Regions from separate parts of the Homo sapiens genome. Here region 2 is linked to region 1. The links are chromatin contacts, found by Hi-C or POLR2A ChIA-PET in ENCODE. All regions are on one chromosome and are shown on one strand. Each heading gives the region's core, a stretch centred on a gene start or an enhancer-like site at or near the end of the contact. The rest is flanking DNA. Distances are from core to core; before and after follow the strand shown. Region 1 holds the start of ADD3 (adducin 3). Region 2 overlaps ABLIM1 (actin binding LIM protein 1).

What was found. Hi-C counts contacts between places; a loop is a spot of excess contacts on that map. ChIA-PET counts read pairs that join two places held with the same protein, here RNA polymerase II (POLR2A). Pooled maps may share reads with other maps.
Region 2: a map with no recorded cell type shows a loop between it and region 1 (6-fold over the local background). The contact joins the enhancer-like site here to the promoter of ADD3 in region 1. A Hi-C loop is called at or near these places in 1 of 37 single-sample maps with no recorded cell type and 4 of 50 pooled maps. POLR2A ChIA-PET finds 5 or more read pairs at or near these places in 1 of 52 experiments (H1).

The regions. Positions count from the first base shown.
Region 1 is chr10:110,002,355-110,009,496 of GRCh38, reverse strand. ADD3 (adducin 3) reads right to left here and starts at 1,513. Exons shown (of 15, transcript NM_016824.5): 1 at 1,198-1,513. It overlaps ADD3-AS1 (ADD3 antisense RNA 1), which reads left to right and starts at 1,116. Exons shown (of 5, transcript NR_038943.1): 1 at 1,116-1,316; 2 at 3,416-3,540. RefSeq lists silencers at 781-1,190, 1,501-1,930 and enhancers at 1,759-2,312, 2,313-2,868.
Region 2 is chr10:114,493,544-114,500,899 of GRCh38, reverse strand. All of the region lies in intron 6 of ABLIM1 (actin binding LIM protein 1), which reads left to right. Among named protein-coding and RNA genes, the nearest start is that of AFAP1L2, 93 kb to the right of the region's middle. RefSeq lists enhancers at 459-1,658, 3,883-3,982, 4,113-4,192. Within about 2 kb of position 3,164, at least 9 of the 41 ENCODE cell types and tissues checked have a DNase peak (open chromatin) inside an H3K27ac peak, as active enhancers do.

The sequences.
Region 1 (7,142 bases), core at 264-2,763:
AAATATTTTTAACAGTCAAGTATTTAACTTGAAAACGACAAATTGCACTGTACTCTTATTTTTTCAATCTTTAAAAACACTCTCACTAGGAGTCTTCTAAAGCCAAAATTAGGAACGTACCCTGCACTATGTAGTCAGAAGCCATTCCAAGAAAAGCAACCATTTAATACTGCTAAATCTAAAATGCTACATAATTTAACGTAAACTTGCACGCACGTGTATGTAGCTAGTCCCATACCCCAGAATCTTATCAATTCCTTCCCCAAACTTGCATATAATCCTCCCTCAAAGCCTCTTGGCTAAGTTAAATTCCTTAACACTCTACCAGGTTAATTGCAACAGCACATGTGCCAAGGAAATTAGTGGTTTTCCTTGCGCTCCCATTTTCAACCGGCACCTACTTGCAATTAAATCTCTGCAACAAAAAAGTTCACCTGAAGCCGTTCTTGCCATTTTAAAAGAGGCCCAGATTATGCTACCTGTCTGTGGTCTTGCCTAAGCTATAATAGCCTACCTCCAAAGAGGCTGGACGTGCCCCAAACACCAGCACACCAGACCTGCTGCCAACTTCGCTTGTCACCCCTAGCAGGAAGCTCAACCTAACATGTATACGTTTGTAGGGGCGGTGTGTTTGTGTGTGTCTGTGTTGGGGGGTGGGGAAGCGGATTATAGGAGAAAGGTGACTGAACACTTTCAACTTGTAACAAAAAAAATTTTTTTTAAATGAGGAGAAAAACAACTAAAACCAACATTCGCTCCCTTTCCTCCACCTTTTCTAAGCGCAGGAACCTCTCACTCCCCTGGAGCGCACCTTCAGGGCTTAAGGTCCCCGGGGTCACCTAAGCTTCAGCCAGTAACTGATTTTGGTACTCCCCGCCTTCCTAGGGAAAACCAGCAGACGCGCGAAGCGTCGGGCCCACCCGGCGGCGCCGCAGGCCGTGCACCGCCACCCCCGGACCCTCCCCCGCAGGTACGCTCCCCTCTGGCCTGGCCGTGGTCCCCACTCCCGCCCCGGAAAAGGGTTCACCTGAGGCCGCAGGGACAGCCAATGAGAAGTCCCCTTGGCCCCGCCAGCCGCCGCTCCCTACCCCCGCGCGACCCCCAGTAGCGTCCCCAGTGCTAGCCCCCGCGCGGGTGCCCGCGTCCCGGCCCGGAAGAGAGGCGGGACGACGGCGCGTCCTCTCCCCGCAAGATTACCTCGCAGCGCGTAGCCGGCTTTGTGTTTCCCCTCCCTCCTTCTCGGCAGCCGCCCGGGCTGCAGCAGCCGCCGGATCCGCCGCTGCGGCCGCCTCTTAAGCGCCGCAGAGCCCCAGAGGGTAGGGCGGGAGAAGGGGAGGGGGCTTGAGGAGGGAGGGACCTGTACGCCGAGCCCTGTGCAGCAGGAAGCGGCGACACCTGGGATGCCGACGCCTCTGGCGCTTGCTCTGTGTTTTAAAAAATCTAATTTAAACCCCTCTTCTTTCCCTCCCGCCCCTCACACTGGCGACCGTTACGGGCTGGCGGCTCGCGCTCTGGCGGGACTAGCCGAGCGCCCCTCGAGCGTCCCTTGGTCCCGCCCCCTAACGCCCCGCCCCTAGGTCCCCAAGCGCCCCCCCCGGTCACGCCCCCAAGGTCCGCCCCTCGCAGCCCCCTACGCCTCTGGCCCCGCCTCTTGGGCTCCGAAGCCTCCCGGCCCCGCCTCCTCAAGACCTCGCCTCTGGCAGCCCCGAGCTCTCTCTGGCCCCGCCCCGAGCGCCCCTCGGGAGTCCTGGTCCCGCCCCCGCAGCCCCCTCCGCGCCCTCAAGCTCTAAGTCCGTGAAGCCGCAGCGGTGGGGGCCTGCAGGCCCGGCAGCCGGGAGGGCCTGGTTCGGGGCGGCTGCCTGGCGCCTTTTCAACGTCCTCTTCTGACTGTGCAGCTCGAATCCGCGGCGTCCCCGGAGGGCCAGAGGGGGAAACGACCCCGATAGAAACCCGACCGCGAAGGGGAGGAGGGGCGCCTCGGAAATGTCTCCCGCCCTAAATGAGCGAGCCCCCTACTCCTACTCCCGAGGCTGAGCCGCCGCTTTGAGTCAGCCTCGGCCGCCCACGCTGGCTGCTGGGGCTGTAGGAGGCCACTGCAAAGGTTCAACCTCCGCACGCCCCCCGTGGGGCCTGGACTTTGCTCTCAGCACAGCTGCCTTCGCGGGCGCCTAGTCCCCACAACCCCTGCTTCACCTCCACATAGGGGGAGGACAGGGGCTCTCGCTTCTGCTTCATTTGGACCCCTCGAGAGTCTTCACTCCCGCTTTGGCTCCCGGCCTCTGAACCTTATGAGAGCTCACTTCTTTGAGGCGAAAAGTCGAGGCATCGCCAAGAACCTTCAAAATGAATGCGGGGCCGGGCAAACTTTGCAACACGCAATTGCAGGGCTGTGGATCCATCCACAGGTGACACCGGGCCTCCCACCCCCCTCGCCCAGACATGTTTCTCATCCCAACCTATTCTTGAAATAGACCTCCCAGCGGTGCACACTTTTCTCTGCCACCCACGACTTCCACGTCCCTCCTGCACCAGTACACTTGCAAGCACACCCCTCCGAGCGCCATTCTAATGATTCATGGTCCCTTGGGCCAACCCCACCCTAACACACACAACAAACTTCGTTCCCCACCCTTATCCCCCTTCGTTTCCAAGGCACTGGCGACAATCCACTTCATTTCCTTTCCTCATCTGCAGACTCGTCCCCCTCAAATACCTCACGCCATCCGCCTCATCTTCATCCCCCCCCTCCTCCCTAAAAATGTGCTAATTAAAATGTAGTTTCCTCTTCCCACATATGAAGTGTGGAAAATGAATCTTGTCTTGACACAAACTGTGATGCATTTATCGTTTTCTCTCTCCACTGGACTAAGGCTGTAGAAATTTTAGTCTACCACCATCTCCCATTTGCTCAAAAAATCCAACCATGCCTTATTATTTTTAAATACTCTTAACGAATCGTGGGGAAGGCTGCCTAGTTTGAGGAAGAAAATTGTTTAGAAAATGCTCAGCCTGACATTTTATTTGGTATTTAAAAATATCTGCAGTATTTGAGAGAGATATTGGGAGTGGCTGGATATTTTCTTGCATTTAAAAAGCAAAAAAATGAAAAGCTTTGCATGCATCAAGGTTAGCCTTTTTATGAATAGCAAAAAAAGTATCCTAAGGGCACCTATCAGAATATAGTCCTCACTATATTTTGCTAGTCGCAAATCTGGACACCCCCACCACCACCAAAGGAAGACAAATTAACATAATCCATTTTAAGCATGTCTGATGAACAGTCTTTTCCATGATCATTCCTTTTCTCACAGTTTCTGGACAAAATAGCTAGATAGATCTCCTTACCCACCGAAGATCCAAAGCTTCCTTCTAACAAGGGTAGTAGACGTACGTGTCTGTGTCTTCTGTTCTCTAGGTGTGGATTCTGCAATGCTGCACAGAAACCTACTGCAGCCTCAGACCAACAGCAGCAGCAGCAGCGGCGGCGGCGGCAGCAGCAGCAGCAGCATTAGCAGCAGCAGCTTCTCTCAATGCTGAGTAGTAAGTGTTTGACTTAGTAAACTCTACAATTACCATTAGGCGCTTGCTTATGAGAGGAGGCGGAATCTTTCTTAAAGGAATGGGTTTTGTTTTTCCTCTCTAGTATTGCTTCATAAGAGGCAGAGAGGATGGAATCAGGGAGTTTTGTGGACTGAGTAAATGAGTACAGCTGTGGGAGGTCAAGGTTAAAATTAACTGGGTGGTTGAGGAATGGAGGCAATGATTTTAGTGTAAGTCAATGAAATGCTAGAAGCACCAGTTTTAAAGAGCCCTGCTAATTTCAAACATTGGGGTAATGGCAAAATAAAGTTGTATGCCTTGAAACTGATTAGTAATTTGTGCTAATATTTAATTTAATTTAATATTTGTGCTAATATTCAACATCGTACTAAAATAATAACTATATAAAGGAAAGCTATTTAGTATTTAATATAAGAATAAAAAGAAAAATGAATTAAAACTCGTTTATGTGACTAGAAGCAATGGATTCAAGTCCTACCTATAAGCATACTTGGAACTTCAGTGAATACCAGTATTAGAAAATATATTGTTGACAGGTTTCAATGTGTGCTCATGTGATATAAAAAATCACAATATTGCCGGGCGTGGTGGCTCACGCCTGTAATCCCAGCACTTTGGGAGGCTGAGGCAGGTAGATCACGAGGTCAGGAGTTCAAGACCAGCCTGGCCAAGATGGTGAAATCCCGTCTCTACTAAAAATACAAAAATTAGCCGGGCGTGGTGGCAGGCGCCTGTAATCCCAGCTACTTAGGAGGCTGAGGCAGAGAATTGCTTGAACCCGGGAGGCGGAGCTTGCAGTGAGCCAAGATCGCGCCACTGCACTCCAGCCTGGGTGACAGAGCAAGACTCCATCTCAAAAAAAAATAAAATAAAATTACAGTATTATGTATAGAAAAAACAAAATATATCTAAAATAATTTTTGGATAATAGCACAGTATTAATGCTATTTCAGTGGCAATTCAAAGGTCAGCAAAATTAAGAAACACAAGTGGATTGACTGACTCTAAGTGCATATGAATCTGCTATTTACACTATTAAAATGTGTCGTGTCCACCTGAGAATCTGCATTATAACCTTACATTTTATCTTTATATTACTTGATTTAAGCACTTACCAGTTATGTTTTTTTCTCTATAAGTAAATGAAGAGGTGTGATCTCAAAATATGAATAGAAAGAAATAAAGGAAATATTCTGCCTTTAATTTTCTTTGCACAGCTTTTGTTAATGATGTACCTGTGTGATCTTGAACAAGTAAATAACCTTATTTGGTTCTTAGTTCCCTATTTTGTAAAGTGAGGAAGTTGGATTGAAATTTCCCAGGGTCTGGCCGGTCATGGTGGCTCATGCCTGTAATCCCAGCACTTTGGGAGGCTGAGGCAGGCAGGTCACGAGGTCAAGAGATCAAGACCATCCTGGCCAACATGGTGAAACCCTGTCTCTACTAAAAATACAAAAATTAGTCGACTCACTGCAATCTCTGCCTGCCAGGTTCAGGCGATTCTCCTGCCTCAGCCTGGGACTACAGGCGCATGCCACCACACCCAGCTAATTTTATGTATTTTTAGTAGAGACAGGGTTTCACAGTGTTAGCCAGGATGGTCTCGATCTCCTGACCTTGTGATCCGCCTGTCTCGGCCTCCCAAAGTGCTGGGATTACAGGCGTGAGCCACCGCACCCGGCCTCAATTTTTTTTTTTAATGCCTCCTACAGGGAGAGAATTAAAAGAAATTAGTTGCCCAGTTTCCTTCATCTGTTTTTGTTTTCCTTGCTTCTCTGCAAGGAGGGCTTTTTATTTCATCTACCAGGTAGTATTGAACAATGAATAAAATGGTGATTATTTGTATAATTCAAAGCATTCCCCCACATCCCCTCCCCGCAAATTGAATGCATTTCTTTACCTCTTCCCAAAGTGCTCAGCACAGTCTCTTATATAAAGGCACTTAACGGATACTTTAAAAAATGAATACACGATTTAATGAATGAATTGCTCCCAACATATCCAGAAACTGACTACAAAGTGTTTTTGTTTGTTTTTAATTTGCATTGTCCAAAACAACTGACTCCATTCTCTACCTCCCTTTCCTAACACAGTCATGATCTAAAAGAAACAATCTCTTTTCTGTAGAGCTCTTTAGACGTGCCTGATTTGTATTCTCCAATTAAATTGTAGCCACAAATCTCAACAGGAACTCTGGGTAGATCAAGCAGTAGCAGAGGCACTTTCTGCCAAGAAAACACAGGCTTCAGTTTCAGAGTTCTGGTGTTCCAGTTCTAGATGTAACACCAACTGGTTATATGACCTTAAACAAGTTTCTCGACATGCTTGTGCCTCAGTATAGCTGTCTTTTAAGTGGTGGTGGCGGTGGATTATAATACGTGCTGTACCTACTTCATAGGGTTGTAGTGAAGTTCAAATGAGATAATAAATGTAAAAATGCTTTGAACTTTTCAAAGCACTATGTAAATATAAGGTATTATTATAGGCAAATGTATTTAAAATCAATTATCTAGTTCAAGGGACTTTACCCTAAACAACCTGTTTTACTACTTGTTGTTTCAGAAAGCAAACAGGTTTATCTTTCTCTCTTCCTCTTTCTCCATGCACAGACACACACACACACACACACACACCCTTACTGTTCCCAATTTAACAACTTCTCAGCTTTGAGGATTTTCCCTTGGGTTGGGAAATATGCATATGCCATTTGAATATGAAGAGCCAAGAATTTATAGAATCCTCTCCCTATCCCACCCCCCCAAAATTTACCTTTTTAAAGCTCTCAGACAGAAAAGTAAACTTAATGAAGCACAACAGCCTTTTCAAACTACATAATGTTATGTATTTAATCAGTGGAGTTAGATGAGCCATTCATTTGAAACTTGGCCATGCTGCATACATTTTGATCACCCTTTTATGCCAAGCCAGTCTGGAAAGTACTTGGGGAACAAGGCAGGGAGGACTAACACGGAATTCATGCTAATGAGTTCTCCATTCCCCAAGGAGATATAATCAGGGCAATACTCAAGGATTCGTCAACATATTTTATTAGTACTATGTGACCTATATGGTTTATTTTAAAGGAATTAACCTCAGCTAAATATCTGAAAGATCTTTATACAACTGTTTAAGTAATCAAGCCTGATATATTTCTGAAACTTTAATGAAATATCACCCTTAGGGTCCTCTTTTTTTTTAAGTGTTTGTTCTCATTTATTCATTTTCTATTTGGTAACTTAAAATCATCATGACTAAATAAATATGCAAACAACTGCTACAAATAAGAAACTCCTAGTGGGAGGCCCACTCATATGTAGAACATAAAGACTCATAGAAACTCAACTTAAGGGTCACTAGTTTCCAGCCAGGCACGGTGGCTCATGCCTGTAATCCCAGCACTTTGGGAGGCCGAGGTAGGCAGATCACAAGGTCAGGAGATCGAGACCATCCTGGCTAACACCATGAAACCCCGTCTCTACTAAAAATACAAAAAATTAGCCCGGTGTGGGGGGCGGGAGCCTGTGTTCCCAGCTACTCAGGAGGCTGAGGCAGGAGAATGGCGTGAACCCGGGAGGCAGAGC
Region 2 (7,356 bases), core at 1,915-4,414, 4.5 Mb before region 1:
TGGGAAAGAGAGGAAGAAAGCTCACCTGCTTTGATTGGCACCAGTTACTTTGCTACCAACTTGCCTTTGTTTATTTAACTTTCATAACAATCCTACGTAGTAGGCTCCCTTCCCTTCCCTTCCCTTCCCTTCCCTTCCCTTCCCTTCCCTTCCCTTCCCTTCCCTTCCTTTCCCTTCCTTTCCCTTCCCTTCTCTTTCTTTTTTTTTTTTTTTTTTCTTTCGACACAAGGTCTTCCTCTGTCACCTGGGCTGGAGTGCAGTGGTGCAATCATGTCTCACTGCAGCCTCAACCTCTGGGCTCAAGTGATCCTCCCACCGCAGCCTCCCCAGCTGCTGAGACTATAGGCAAGTACCACCATGCCCAGCTAATGTTTGTGTTGTTTGTAGAGATGGGGTTTCTCCATGTTGCCCAGGCTGGTCTCAAACTCCTGGGCTCAAGTGATCTGCTGGGGTTACAGGCACAAACCATCGCACTTTGGCCATAGTAGGTTTTCTTATACTAGTTTTTACAGGTGAAGAAATGAGTCCAGAAAAGTGCCCAAAGTCCAATTTTCAGTCTAGAATTTAGGCCCTGGGTTCTCTTGCTCCCAAAGCCCATGTCTTTCTACTCTATGATGAAAGTTAGAGTATAATGGTTTATTTCTCCCTAAACTAGTTTATGCACCCTTACTCAGAAGGATAAGCTGCTGACCCTTCCTCTGACATAGCACACGTGTTTAAAGCAGTGTTTGTGAGCTCAGAAGCCTCGCAGTTAGTAAGGCTGTAGGGCTACAGGATGTTCTCATTTGTGCAGATTGGCTTTGCACAGACTTGTATAGAGCCCTCTAGGCTTTGTGAAAGCTGCCTGGGCAGACTGATTTATTCACCTTTGCCCAGGATACATATTTACGGCCAAGGCACGCCCTCATTATCCTGCCTGTTCATGATGCTGCATCAGGAGAAAAGCCTCCTGGAACAGGTGAGTGTTTAGCTTAGAGATCAAGCCAGTCCAGTTGCATTGGAAGCCTCTCCCAGTTGAGGGTGAAAAAACCAGTAGACGCAAAAAAGCTGAGTCAGCCTCTGCACTGCCTTTCTGCAGGAGCATAACAGGGAACTTGCGTGATTCTGCCTCTCCCTTCCGCCCATGCACCTGCCACGTAAGCAGCACATCTCTGTTACTCCCTTTGGCTTCCTCATCTCTTCATCCACCCTCAGGTTTGTGGTTTTGGTACCACCCAGACCAGTGTTTTCCCATCTCATGGTGATCTGCATAGACTCATTTCAGTGCTTATAAAATAAAGACACTCATATCTGGGTCCCACCTTAAGGCCATCGAACCCATTTTTAAAAGGCTTCTTGGGTGTTGCTTATGCGCAATAATGTTAGAAAACTCCTGATCTAAAGCAACCCACCAGCCTCTAGGTGTTTGTATATCCTTAGTCTGAAATCACCATCCACCAGAGCTGTGTTTGGGAGAGTCTTAGGGACTGGAAAACAATTTGCTTATTCCTTTGGGGATTCTAAGCACCATCTCTGAATCAAGTTAGATCTTTTAAGATAAAACAAGAAACAAAACTACACACATAGTCCTCGATAGTTTAACTTCCTCTATGGAAGTGACTTCATTTAGTGATCTTTCAGTGCTACGTCTTTGGTATTTCTCAAGGGTCTATATGAGAAACAACTACTTAAATACTTCCTATCATCAGTGAAATTCCTGTGGAAGATGTTTTTCTGTCCCATAACTGAGGGTCCCTGTATGAGAATTCCTTTGGTGCTTTTAGGAGGTAGTTTAACAGGGTTAACGTGTGGACCTTGAGTCAGCTACCTGGGTTCTACCCCTAGCTCTGTCTTCTGGAAGCACTGGTGGGTTTGGGTAAAACAATTTAGTTTCCTTGCTTGTAGAACAAGACTGGAAAATAGCACCGACCTACCTCATAGGGTTGTTGTGAATCATTTAAAGTCTTGATACAAAGCCTTACACAAAGCAAGACCTTATAGAACTTCAGCCCACAATGACTGTTATTAACTTAGAATCAGGAAACCTACCTTCTGTAGTGACAAGTGTGTGTGGCCATTTTTTCAAACAGTGAGACTTTGGCAGCCTATCAGTTCCTCTTTTGCCCTCATCTGCTAAGAAGCTCACATCACAACAAACATGTTTGCCTGAGCTTGGGTCTTTTGAATTTTAAGGTTCTTGATCAATTGTTTTAAAATCATGTCCTTCTCTGATAAGAATCAGCCAGTCCTTTTTGAAAGTAGGCAGAACATAAGTTATAAGTGGATTAAGGTTGAACTTCAGGGCCATCTTCCCATCTCCTGGGCTCATGCCACAAGTAGAGCACTCCTAGAGAAATGGAGGCGGTAAAGGAAAGAAACTAAAAGGGACTGTCAGCAGTCCAGGAGCTAAGCAGGTTATCAGATGAGCAGATTTTCTGTCCAAGGATGGGTTCTAGAATTACAATTCTCTTTTTCTGTTCCCAGGAGCATATTACATGGGCTCAGGGCTTAGGGCATTAGAATTTCTCCTGGGTAACAGACACGGAGGAATCATTGGTTAAACTCCATTTTTCTGCCATCAAGAATGTTCTTTCTCTACCAAAATTGCTCTTCTGTTAGCACTACTATGTGAGCTTGTAGAGGGTATGGGATTTCACACCGAAACATAGAATTTTACAGCTGAAGAGGACTTGAAATTGTCTAGCCCGGCCCTTTGCATTTTTGAGATGTGTGTCCTGAGGCTTGGAGATGTTAAATAGTGACATATTTGAGGCCCTATGGATGGTAAATTGAGGTATGATTCTCAGACTTCCTGATTCCAAAGCTTGTAGCCCTTTCCCTGTACCTCATGTCCACAAAGAATTCGGAACTCTTTTCTGCTCTTCCAGACAAAGGGTTTCATAAAAAATGTTGTGACTTACACTAAATTTTGCATTAGAGTAGATGTTATTTCCCCAGAATCCTGGTTTGTATGCTAAAGTTCATACTTCAATTTAGAGATTAACTAAATAGCAATAATAACTACAGATGTCTGATTTAACCAGCACTATTAAAGGCAAACAATTTTTTGCACTTCAAATGTGTAGGCAGGTACTTTGTAAAACTCACCTAAATAAGCAAATTGTCAGTTGTTCATAGAGTTTCATGCTAGCCACAGTGTAGTCTTTTTATAAAAGCATTTTGAATATGTGAAAATGCAGAAATGGGGACGTGATTTTTTTTTTTTTTTTTTTTTTTTTGAGACAGAATCCGGCTCTGTTGCCCAGGCTGGAGTGCAGTGGTGCGATCTCGGCTTACTGCAAGCTCCGCCTCCCGGGTTCGCGCCATTCTCCTGCCTCAGCCTCCCAAGTAGCTGGGACTATAGGCGCCCGCCACCAAGCCTGGCTAATATTTAATATTTTTTTTAGTAGAAACGGGGTTTCACCGTGTTGACCAGGATGGTCTCGATCTCCTGACCTCGTGATCTGCCCGCCTCGGCCTCCCAAAGTGTTGGGATTACAGGCATGAGCCACCGCGCCCGGCCAGAAATGGGGACGTGATTTTTTTTAAGGAGCAGGGTACAAAGATAGATGGGGAAGAGCAGTGATGGCGCTCTGGTGAGCTCTCTAGCAGCACCGCTGGCCACTCAGGCTCAGGCAGGACGGCTGCCAGTTATGTGCCTGGGGCCAGGTATCTGGTAAACCAACCTTCATGCCGTTGTCTGCCACAACAAAGCTCCTGCTGGGCTTTAAAAGTTTATAGTCAACAGCATCCTCTCTGCAGTGAATTGCAAGCTTATTATCTGTTTCTTATATGAGCGCTATTTAGTCTTTCATTTTGCTCATGATCTGAAATACTTCTCCTTCTCCTAAAAATAACTCCAATTTAAATGATTTTGATTCAGCAACATCTGATTTTTGGTAAATTTGCATATGCACTGCCGTCTGTGTTCAGCTCTGTTACTTTTCCTGGCCTTGTGCACATGGCTTCTCTGTGAACCATCATGGGTGCCTATGTAAGGAGAAATGAAACAGAAGGGTGTCTCACACATGCGAAGGAGGGCCTCCTTTGTCTTGAGCATCTGACCCTGGAGCCTCTCAAGCCTGCACTGCTGCAAAAACAGAACGACTCCTCAATGCCTTTTGACTCTGGCTCACCGAATGTCTTGACATGTTCAGCATCTTGGGATGAAGGAAATACATAGGTCAAGACATCCCTGGCATTACAATGGGCTAGGGTTAGGTTTTTTAGCAGTGTTTTCTTTTTATATAATTATTTTATTTTATTTTTAAGTTCCATAGTACATGTGCAGGATGTGCAGGTTTGTTACATAGGTAAGCATGTGCCATGGTGGTTTGCTGCACCTGGCAACCCATCACCTAGGTATTAAGCCCAGCATGCCTTAGCTCTTTTTCTTAATGCTCTTCCCCCGCCACCCTCCCCCAACAGGCTCCAGTGTGTGTTGTTCCCCTCCCTGTGTCCGTGTGTTCTCATTGTTCAGCTCCCACTTGTAAGTGAGAACATGCAGTGTTTGGTTTTCTGTTCCTGTGTTAGTTTGCTGAGGATAATGGCTTCCAGCTTCATCCATGTCCCTGCAAAGGACATGATCTCATTCCTTTTTATGGCTACATAGTATTCCATGGTGTATATGTAGCAGTGTTTTTACTAATGATTTATAGAGCGAAGTCCTGCCACATGGGGCCTTGATGTAACTTCCATTCATCTTGTGAGTTGATAGAACTCTTATAAGTTGATGTAATTTCCCTTCATCTTGTGAGTTAATAGAACACAGTGACTCTCCTATGCCTGCCCAGGGCATCCAGAGAGCCTTTTACTGGCATCCAAACCACACTAATGTGCCTTCTTTTTGTGAATGACCTTGGGACTGTCTCTGAGCAGAGAGTTATTACATTGTTATTCGTATCATTATTGTTATTACTTTGTGCAATGTGTCACACCATTTTCAAAATGTCTTTTGGTCATCACACCAGTATCATTGTGAGGTAGTTACAGCAGTGACATACTGTATGGTTATTAGTGGTGGTACTGGGTAAGAACACTCACTCCAGAGCCAGACTGCCTGGGTTTGCATCCTGGTCCCACCAGTTCTAACTGTGACTGTAAAGGAGTTATAAAATCTCTTCAGGCCTCAGCTTCCTCATCTTTAAAATAAGGATAATAATACTTCCTGCCTTCTTAGGTTATTGTGACACAAATTGACTAAATGTTTATGGAGTACGTAAAAGAGTAATTGACACAGAATAATCACAGTATCATCACCAGCACTACCATCAATGTCAGCAGCAGCAGCAGCAGCAGCACCGTCATCACCACCACATCATCGTCACCACAATATCATCATTACCATCATCATCACCATCATTGTCTTCATTGTTGTCATCACTGTCACCATCATTACCATCACCTTCACCATTATCACCACTACTATCATTATCACCATCACCATCACTACCATCATCATCATCATCATCATCATTACCACCCCAGCACCACTCACCATCATCATTATCATCATCACCATCACCACCACCATCATCACCATCATCATCTCTACTTTACAATAGAGGTTCCAAGAGCTTGTGATCTGCCCAAGATCCCATTTCCAGTACGGGCTGGGGTAAACACTCTAGTTCAGGTGTCACAGCTCCAAAAGAAATGGACTTTTTTTTCCTCTTGGTCTTTATTTTATTACACAGCAACACAAAAATATATTTTTGTTATAAAGGGTTGAGATGATATAGCTGCAAAGGAGAATGTGAGGGTCCCTTCCTTTACTTCTTCCTGACTCTCACCTCTTGCTCCAAAGGTAACCACAGCAAACTAGTTGTATATTCTCGCTGTCTTCTCTCTAAGAAGGGCACACATATAAGATCAATATACATATACATGTGTGTCCTCGTTGATGTAAATAATCATAAGAGTGTCTGCCTTACAGGATTGATGAGGGGGTTGAAGAAAATTAGGCTTTTAAAGCACTTAACATGGTGCCAGGCAATATACTAGGTTCCTAATAGTGCTCTCATCAACTGCGTGGGGTAAGTTCTATTATTTCTACCCATTTTATTGATGTGGAAGCTGAGGATTAGAGAGATTGTCACCTGCACAAGATCACACAATACTGAAACTGGATTTGAATCCAATCAGACTTACCCTAGTGTCTCAACAGCTTTGGCCACTAGCTTATGTGGTTATTTTATAGGCATGATTTTTCCACTTGATTATTTTCTCTTGGTAATATTAGCTTGAACTGTTTCCATGTGTGTACATATGAGTTTACATCAGTCTTGTAATGGCTACATGTGATTCAGTATTGTAAGTACTTCTTTATTGGGGTTGTTTTCTGGTTTTGTTGTTGTTGTTGTTGTTGTTTGGTTTGGTTTGCTTTTGAGATGGACTCTTGCTCTGTCACCCAGGCTGGAGTGCAGTGGCATGATCTCAGCTCACTGCAGCCTCAGCCTCCCAGGCTCAAGCAGTCCTCCCACCTCAGCCTCCAAGTAGCTGTGACTACAGGCGTAAGCCACCATGCCTGGCTAATTTTGTTTATTTTATTTGTAAAGACAAGGTCTTACTGTTTTGCTCAGGATGGTTTTGAACTCCTGGGCTCAAGTGAGCCTCCTGCCTACGTCTCCCAAAGTGCTGGGATTAGAGGCATGAGCCACCACGCCCAGACTGGAATTGATTTTTGTATAGGTTGTGACTTAGGAATCTAGATTTATCTTTCTCTAAGTGGAGAACCAGTTGTCCTCTCTATTTATTAATCCATTCTTTCGGCTCATTTGAACCATTACCTTTATCATAAACTGAATTCTCTTGTATGTATGGCTATGCAACTGGTTCCTCTCTTCTCTACTGTTGATTTATTTTCTACTCCCATGCCCATACTAAAGTACTTTAATTATTTTAGACTTAGAAAAAAATTTTATGACAGGAAGGGAAAATCCTTCCTTATTGCTGTTCTCTTTCACAAAAAAGTGTATTTTTTGTGTGTGCATTTATTCTGTCACGTAAACTTACAGAAGCAGCCTGTCAAGGTCTATAGAGAAAATTCCTGTGGGTATTTAGACTGGGTGTTGCATTAATAGGTTCATTTTTGATAAATCAGCATCTTTACAATATTTAGTTTCTCCATCTAGAAATATCATACATTTTTATTTAGGTCTTTTATGTTCATCAGTTAAGTTCCATAATTTGCTTTGTGTAGATCTTGCATTGGAGGGTTTATTAGTTGTTATTACAAATGGGATCCCATTTTCCCATTACATTTACTTAATTTTTATTGCTAGTGAATAGGAAATAATGGTTTTTATATGTTAATTTTTTATCTAGCCATATGACTTAATTTTTGTATTCGTGATCTTTATACTTATTTTTCTTGAC